Regions from separate parts of the Homo sapiens genome. Here region 2 is linked to region 1. A link is an interaction called in ENCODE POLR2A ChIA-PET data of the cell type or tissue named here. Cell type or tissue: GM12878. All regions are shown on one strand. Links, peaks and the distances in the headings refer to the core of each region. The heading gives the core; the rest is flanking DNA. Region 1 overlaps CCNB2 (cyclin B2). Region 2 overlaps MYO1E (myosin IE).

Evidence for each region. ChIA-PET counts read pairs that join two places held together with the same protein. Peaks named below come from ENCODE experiments on the same cell type or tissue, not always from the same donor. Only the 100,000 strongest peaks of a DNase experiment are listed, where the experiment ranks them.
Region 2: POLR2A ChIA-PET joins it to region 1 with 6 read pairs; 3 of 35 experiments call an interaction of 5 or more read pairs at or near these places.

Annotation. Positions count from the first base shown.
Region 1 is chr15:59,109,043-59,113,436 of GRCh38, forward strand. The region is part of intron 3 of CCNB2 (cyclin B2); the gene reads left to right. Among named protein-coding and RNA genes, the nearest start is that of CCNB2, 6.1 kb to the left of the region's middle. In GM12878, for the core only: no CTCF peak of the experiment used is centred there; no DNase peak of the experiment used is centred there.
Region 2 is chr15:59,290,753-59,295,146 of GRCh38, forward strand. The region is part of intron 1 of MYO1E (myosin IE); the gene reads right to left. Among named protein-coding and RNA genes, the nearest start is that of MYO1E, 80 kb to the right of the region's middle. In GM12878, for the core only: no CTCF peak of the experiment used is centred there; no DNase peak of the experiment used is centred there; H3K4me3 peaks cover 1,409 bases; H3K27ac peaks cover 1,429 bases.

The DNA of each region.
Region 1 (4,394 bases), core at 100-4,099:
GCAGTATATGTATATATTTTTGGGGGGGGACGGAGTCTTGCTCTGTCGCCCAGGCTGCAGTTCAGTGGCTCGATCTCTGCTAACTGCAACCTCCGCCTCCCGGGTTCAAGCGATTCTCCTGTCTCAGCCTCCCGAGTAGCTGGGATTACAGGTGCATGCTACCATGCCCAGCTGATTTTCACTATGTTGGCCTGGCTGGTCTCCAACTCTTGACCTCAGGTGATCCACCTGCCCCCGCCCCTCAAAGTGCTGGGATTACAGGTGTGAGCCACTGCGCCTGGCGGTAGTATATTTCAAATGGTTATTCTCCATACCCAGTAGCTTTGTTTTTTATCCAAAGAAAATGATCAGAGGGATAATCAAGTACTTTTAGATAGTGCTATGATGAGTGTCTCTTATAGAGTAGAGAAATACCCTAGTTAAATCCATTTAAGGAAATACTATGCAGCCATAAATATCATGTTTTAGTAGAATATTTAAAGGCATCAAAATGCTTGTAACATTAAGTGGAAAAATCAGATTATAACAATATATAAACAGTGCAACCCCAGATTTGCTTTTAAAATGTACATTTGTATGCAGAATATTGATGGTAGTTATTTTTGAATATTATGTTGGACTTAAGATTGACTTTCATTTTCTTCCTTAAAACGTCAAACTTTGGCCGGGTGCAGTGGCTCACGCCTGTAATCCCAGCACTTTGGGAGGCCGAGGCGGGCGGATCGCGAGGTCAGGAGATCGAGACCATCCTGGCTAACACAGTAAAACCCCGTCTCTACTAAAAATACAAAAAATTAGCCGGGCGAGGTGGTGGGCGCCTGTAGTCCCAGCTACTTGGGAGGCTGAGGCAGGAGAATGGCGTGAACCCTGGGGGCCGGAGCCTGCAGTGAGCCGAGATTGTGCCACTGCACTCCAGCCTGGGCGACAGCGAGACTCTGTCTCAAAAAACAACAACAACAAAACAAGAACAAAAACAAAAAACTTCAAACTTTTACCATGGGTACATATTACTGTTCAAGTTAGAGAAGAAGAAAAGAAGGCTTTTTTTTTTCTTTTTTTAAAAGCAAAGACCATAAATATGTTACTAAAGAAACAAAGGGAAAAATAGTTTCCTCCTGTGACCTCCATAACTTCATCCTTTTTGTGTTTCCTTTACTCCTTGGCTGACTCCTTTTTCTCTTGCTTCCTGGCAAAATTGAGGCCACTGTTTGAGATAAAGCATTATGGACCCGTAGCTCAGTTCATATAAAAATCAATTCCAGGGTTGAAACATATAGCTACATGTTCTAGATTTAGAAGTTATGAGGAATTAATGAACAGGAATTATTTCCAATTCAAATACATTTCCCTCTGAGAAAGTAGTGAAGGAATCTCTAAGTCCACGATTTAGGTAGAGTCCCACCTTCTAGCAGGTGAGTCTCTCTGCCTGCCTGTCTCTGGTCAGCCTTCTGGCTTTTACTTTGTCATCTGCTTTATCTGCAGGGTTATCACTGTTCTTTAGAGCCAATCCCTGGAGGTGTGGAAATGCCACTTGAGTGCACAGGTTTCTATCAATTTTCCTGGAAAGGTGATAACATAAGCCATGTGTCCATGATAGGAGATGTTCCCAGTCTTCTAACCAAATTTATACTATCCTTTTTGCAAAACTGGAGGGCAGGTTTCTTTCTCTGTAGCAGTTGACACAACTGAATCACAAAGTGCCCTGGCTGAGACCTCGGAAGAGTTCCAGCCCTTTACAGGTAGTCATAGAAGCTTATTATCCTGCAGGTTTTGGAGAAAATGGTGTTTTTTGCTGATTAATGAGGCTTTGGTAAACACAGTAGTTAGAAAGGACATGGAAGGCTTTCTACTAGTCCCATGTTTGCTGGACACTGGGGAAACAAGTTGAATAAACCATCGATTCTGTCTAGAGGAGCTCCCAGTCAAGTTGGAGGACATAGGAGTAGAAGTATGGCTTTATCTGTCACAAAGAGAGATGCATGCTTATGAGAGGTACTGAGGAGTCATAGCTAGAACAGATTACCTGACCAGATGAGTAGGATCTTAGAAAGGGTCTTACAATAATTAAATTATGTTGGAGTTCAAAATGAATGCTTTCAAGGAATTCTAAATTAAGGGCCAGGGCAAGAATCTTTGTCTTATCCTAGTGGCTTTTGTTGTTGACTGCTTGATTGATGGAGAAGATCTCACTATGTTGCCCAGGTTGGACTCAAACTCCTGGGCACAAGCAATCCTCCCACCTTGGGCTTCCAAAGTGCCCGGATCACAGATGTGAGCCACCACGCCAAGCCCTTGGTGGCTTTTGGATATGGCTAAACTCAGTTGCACTTCTGAATAGGAGCCAGAAAAATATTCTAAAGTGGTATGATAGCACATGATAACCTCTATCTCCTTAAACCAGACTTTTTGTTATTGACTGCCCTTCCAGGGGTGGGTGATAATGCTTATCCTTGAAAAAGTTAACCTTCAGCTGAAGCTGCATATGCTTATTACAATGCAAATCTGATTCTAGTCACTTGATAAACTCCTTCAGTTTTTCACCTTAACGTTTGGATAAAATCTAAGCTTCTAGAAGCTCGGCTGTTGTTCAGCTTTTCAGCTCATCTTCTCATACCTCACAGGCTATCCTGCTGACATCTCAAATCAATTTGCAGTTCCCAGAATTGCCTTGATTTTCTTTGGTTTGCTTTTGCCTGTTCATCTTCCTTAAGGTCTTACCGTCTCTGGTACCCTGGGTACCTCTACTCATTTGTTCTAGCTCCTTGAGGTTTCCAGGTTCCCAAATTCTATTCTATTCTTTTCTTTCTTTCTTTCTTTTTTTTTTTTTTTTTGACAGAGTCTCACTCTGTCTCTAGGCTGGAGTACAGTGGCATAATCATGGGTCACTGCAGTTTTGATCTCCTGGGCTCAGGTGATTCTCCCATTTCAGCCTCCAAGTAGTTGGGACAACAAGTGTGCGCCACCATGCCTGGCTAATTTTTGTATTTTTTGTAGAGGCGAGGTTTTGCCATGTTTCCCAAGCTGGCCTCAAACTCCTGAGCTGAAGCAATCCACCTGCCTCAGCCTTCCAAAATGCTGGGATTACAGGTGTGAGCCACCGCACTTGGCCTGGGTTCTCAAATTCTTGTATAAATGGCATGCATGCCTGCATAGTTCTTGCTCACCTGGTTCTTCCTCAGTTTAAGACCTTTGATTTAAGAGGGGAGGACATGTTTTAAACTGTTTTTTTGTTTTGTTATTGTTGTTATTGATGCATCCTCGAAGACTGGAAATTATAATCATTGAGCTTTACTGTAAATTAAAATTGTCTTTTTTTTTTTGAGACAGAGTCTCGCTCTGTCACCCAGGCTGGAGTGCAGTGGTGTGATCTCCGCTCACTGCAACCTCTGCCTCCCAGGTTCAAACGATTCTCCTGCCTCAGCCTCCTGAGTAGCTGGGATTACAGGTGTGTGACACCACAGGCCCAGCTAATTTTTGTATTTTTAGTAGAGATGGGGTTTCACCATGTTGGTTAGGCTGATTTCAAACTTCTGACCTCGTGATCCACCCACCTTGGCCTCCCAAAGTGCTGGGATTATAGGCGTGAGCCACCAGGCCTGGCCGCCTCCTCTTTTTAAAAAATATTTTATTACCTTAATATATATTTGTATAGCTTAGCATCTTGTTAGGTTTTACTTGGAGAAGTACTTTTTTTTTGAAAGCATTGATTTGGCTGGGTGCAGTGGCTCAAGCCTGTAATCCCAACACTTTGGGAGGCCGAGGTGGGCGGATCACAAGGTCAGGAGATCGAGACCATCCTGGCTAACACGGTGAAACCCCGTCTCTACTAAAAATACAAAAAATTAGGCGAGTGTGGTGGAAGGCGCCTGTAGTCCCAGCTACTCCAGAAGCTGAGGCAGGAGAATGGCGTGAACCCGGGAGGCGGAGCTTGCAGTGAGCCAAGGTCGTGCCACTGCACTCCAGCCTGGGCGACAGAGCGAGACTCCATCTCAAAAAAAAAAACATTTAAAAAAGCAAAGATTTTTTTATCTTTCATTAATAAATACTTGTTTTAACTGCTTTATAAATTTTTAATTTGCATAATTTTTATAAATAATTACCCAGTCAGCATAGGAAAGTGAAATACTGAGTTGTGAACTTGCTCAGTCTTCGCTCCCTTCTCCTATTTTATTTATAGACTGCAATATGCTTTTCTCCTTTTTAGTTGCCAGTTTTTCAATTTAGAATAAATTAGTTAAAGAGAAGAAAACATTATACTGCAGAAGAGGCTGCTACTAAAGTAGAATGATCAGCTCCAGTAATCTTTGAACCCAGGTGGTCAAGTTTCTTCCATTTATTGAGCACCTACTACGTATCAGGGATTATATAGATGTTTGAGGTGCCTTAGTGGGCAA
Region 2 (4,394 bases), core at 207-4,206, 180 kb after region 1:
GGAGGAATTTTTAACATAGTTTCCAAAGTCAAACAGCATGCCACTCTCAACCCTGCAAAGTCAGAGCTGGTAGTAAATGCTGGGTTCCCTTGCTGTACTGACAGGAATGAGAGTCAAAGGTGCTGAGATAAACACACAAATTATCTCAAAGCAGTAATAGTAAAAATCATTTTATGCAAGGAATGGAGACCAACTGATACCCACTCTCCGCATTAGGTAGAAAAGAGTGTGCTCACACAATTAAAGTACAAGACGGCATGCTCGATTTGGGGCAGGACAGTGAATAGAAAACAGAAGTCAACATCACCACCTCAAACAGAGCGTTGTGCTCACAAACTGCCAGCAAGACCACAAGCATATCTGCAAAAACATTTGCATGGTTTCTGGTTGCAAAAATGCTGAAAGGATTTGTACGATACTCTGTTCCCAAGTGCACAAAAGTCTCTTTCTACCTGAGCCCAGCGACCCAAAATATGAAGAAAAGCAGCACCAGTACTCCTGATATTCTTTGCTGGTCTGTGACCCCTTCCTTTCCTTGGAGTTGGACCAAAAACACAGTATTACCTCCTAATCAAATAACCAACACCCAAAGATACCTGGGTGTGACTACATGTCAATTCAAGTTCACCGGAGTTAAAAGGAAAAGGTTTCACCGATTGTTTGTTGGTGTTTGTTGGAGGCTGGTGTGTTTAAGATACAGAAGTAGCTGCTAGCTTTGCACTAAAACAAACAAACAAAAGCACATTTCAATTATTTTTTATTTATTTTTTAAATTTAGTGCAGCAAAAAGAGAACAAAGGTGGCCAGGCGTGGTGGCTCACACCTGTAATCCCAGCACTTTGGGAGGTCAAGGCGTGCGGATCACCTGAGATCAGGAGTTTGAGATTAGCCTGGCCAACATGGTGAAATCCCGTCTCTACTAAAAATACTAAAAAAAAAAAAAAAAAAAAAAAAAAAAAAGAGAGAGAGAGAGAGAAAACAAAGATTAACAAAAAGAGAAATAGCTTGAGATGCCGAGGAAGATAAAAAGCAAATGATTTAAATTAAACATGAGGGAAACATTAAAGAAGGGAAGGAAATAAAACAACCCTAGGGATCTAAATAGACAACAAAGAAAAGTTGTTTGATCACAGGGCAAGCAGTATGAATAAATCAAATACCATAAATGCTCTAAAGGAAAAAAAAATTTTAAAAAGTTTCCTTCCAACTCTCATTCTAAGGAAACCACAGCTCTTTTGCTTAGTATAACTATAGTTCACATGCTAAATAGCTAAATTCAGCTTTTTAAAATCTACCCAACACTCTCTAGATTTAAAAATGTAAGTAAACCGTTCAGATCCTATTGTTAAGTAAATTTTGTTTGGTGAGTGGATTTGTTTTGAGTGGCTGTGGATAAAGGCAAGGGGTGATTTTATTTTACTGGTCATTTAAAGATTACATTCTTTTTAAAGAAAAAAATCTATGATAGTTTTACAGGATTTCAAGGCAAATTCATCAGTTTTGTTTCAAACACACCCAATGGGTGTTTCCCTTGTCTCCAAATGAAAAGCCTTAATCCACCTTTTCCTACATGTGTTTCTACAGCATCTTCTGGCTGTGAGTTTGTACACCACTACAGAATTATTATTACTATTTCAACTCCCATGAAATGTACTACGACTGGCAGGCATATGAGTTCTGAAATTTAAAGTGCGTTACTAGAGAAACTAAAACTCATGTTGGCCGCAAGGATGGACAACAATACGAAATGCTACAGATGGCAATGGGAGGCCTAAAACAATGTGCAGTTCCTTTCTATTCTGGTTTGCCCCATTGTGTTCTGAATAGACTGAATCACTGCCCAGCTTCAGGGCCAGCCTCTGAAAGGCCCCATTGTAAGGGCTATGCTTTCCAGAGCAGAGTTAAGGTTGCTGTAGTAACCTTCACTATGAATTTCCTGACCAGTGTGATGAAAATCTCAACTGAACTGCGACAGTACTACAGCTACAAACAAGACCGCGAAATGAGCGTGGGTCTACCCATTTAGGGGGTCTTTCTTATCTGAACATAGCCCACTATCTACTACTTCAGGCATCCACATTGCCAAAGAAGGGACTAAATTTCTACAAGCCAGAGCTTGAGAGGTGACCTTGTTGTATAAAGTCTCAGGGGGATCTATCCCATAGGATTTGAGGTGGCAGGCAAATGGGAGTTTGTAGACAAAGGGGAGGCCTCGGCTCATAAACTGTTTAAGCTGTCCTGTGTGCTGGGCTGGGGAAGCCACTTTTCTGGAGTTGCACAGGGAGGCATGGGGGTACCATTGGTCCAAACACCACAGGTAAGGAATAAGTCTGCACTGAGTGGGAGAAAACAGTTTAGAATTCAGCAAGGCACCCTTTTTATTCTGCTAGGAAAAGAAGGGCAACGGACAATCACCCCCATCTACCAGATGGAAGGCACACTGGCTTAGAATGAAACCCCCTCCCAGTTAAGTTTATTGAGGGTTCCCTATCTGCCAAGCAACATTCTAAGCACTTTACTTATACTAACTCATTCAATTGTCCCAACAGTCCATAATGCTGGCATGATTATTAACTTGAGGTCAGGAGTTTGAGACCAGCCTGGCCAACATGGTGAAACCCCATCTCTACTAAAAATACAAAAATTAGCCAGGCGTGGTGGCAGGCACCTGTAATCCCAGCTACTTGGGAGACCAAGGCAGGAGAATCGCTTGAACCTGGGAGGTGGAGGTTGCAGTGAGCCAAGATCACACCACTGCACTCCAGCCTGGGTGACAGAGTGAGACTCCCTCTAAAAAAAAAAACAAAATAAAATAAATAATTTTTGTGAAATTAAAAAATATGTATAAAGCTAATGAAATTCAGCTGAATCTAAAATATTAAGCCCCTAACATATGTACAGTGTTGTTTTAGGCATCACAGTGAATTCAGAAAAGGTAAATGAAGCCCTCAAAAGTTTTTTCATCTGATGTAGCAAAAACAAAACAAAACAAAAAACCCTGATATATGGGCCAGCTGTGGTGGCTCACGCCTGTAATCCCAGCACTTTGAGAGGTTGAAGTGGGTGGATCACTTGAGCCTAGGAGTTTGAGACTAGCCTGGGAAACATGGTGAAACCCTGTCTCTACTAAAAATGCAAAAGTTAGCCAGGCATGGTGGCGCATGCCTGTGGTCCCTGCTACTTGGGAAGCTGAGGTGGAGAAATGCTTGAGCCTGAGAAGTCAAAGCTGCAGTGAGCCATGATTGTACCACTGCATTCCAGCCTGGGCAACAGAGCAAGACCCTGTCTCAAACAAAACAAAATAACAACAGAAACCCTGACATATATACAGAACTGATACTCAGTTCCCACTGGAAAGAGCGTCTGGCTGGCTTCCACCCTGATTGTTCGGTATTCATGTTGCTAACTATTTAAACATTTTATATCACCCCTGCTTATGTTAACCAACTAGACAAACTGTAACAGTCTGAGATGGTTTGGTGTGAGTTCTATCTCATGATCGTGCCCCTTAGAGGTCTCTCGGATTTTCCTGGGCCAGCTGCTTCAAAGGCAGATATCCCTCATTCTCTGAGGTCCAAAATCAGGAACTAAATAGATCTGTATAAAATTTTTGATAAATCACCTCTTATCTGGAATCTCACTACTTCCTATTCCAAATAGATTTGGACAAAGGAGCATTCCTTATTCCCAAATGTCCTACCCAAACCCCATTGAACTTGGAAATAAACAGCTTTGGATAGTGAGAGATAGCTGTGCTTGGTCACGTCATGCCATATACCACAAAATGTCCTGGAAATGCCAGTATCTTTGCCCTCCCGCTTTCAATTGTCAATGGCAGCCACAGGAACTCAAGGGAGAACACAGGCCTTCTTGGCTCCCTTGCCCCTGTCGTTTCAGCCCCCACAGGACGGGGGTTTGACTCTTCCTAACAGCCAGGGTTTCTCTTGCCCTCAGGGGAGCTCCTCCCTACCAGTCAGTGAGGTTCAAATTCCTTAGCCTAGCTCATAGCCCACTCTCCTTGCCAGTGCTATTTCCCACAATGCCTCATGCTCCTGCCACCAGTCTGCCTGGGGCTCTTTGCATGGAACATCTGACCTCTGCATCTTAGTCCATGATGTTCTCACCACCTGGACCAAATATCCTGCATGTTCAATCTAGTCCATCCTTGAAGACCCCATGCAAATGCTACCTCTTTAAAGCCTGCAAGTTCCCAGATTATCGGTAATCTTGTCTGTCCTCTGACCCCCACTGTTGGCTTATTTATATCTCCTCTCCCTCCCTTTCTCAACTGTAAGTGACCTGAGGATGGGGCATGCCTCATCTCTGAACTCTCCTTGTCCTAATAAAGAGCCATGCACATAAGTGGCTTTATAAATGCCTGTTCAATGAAGTAA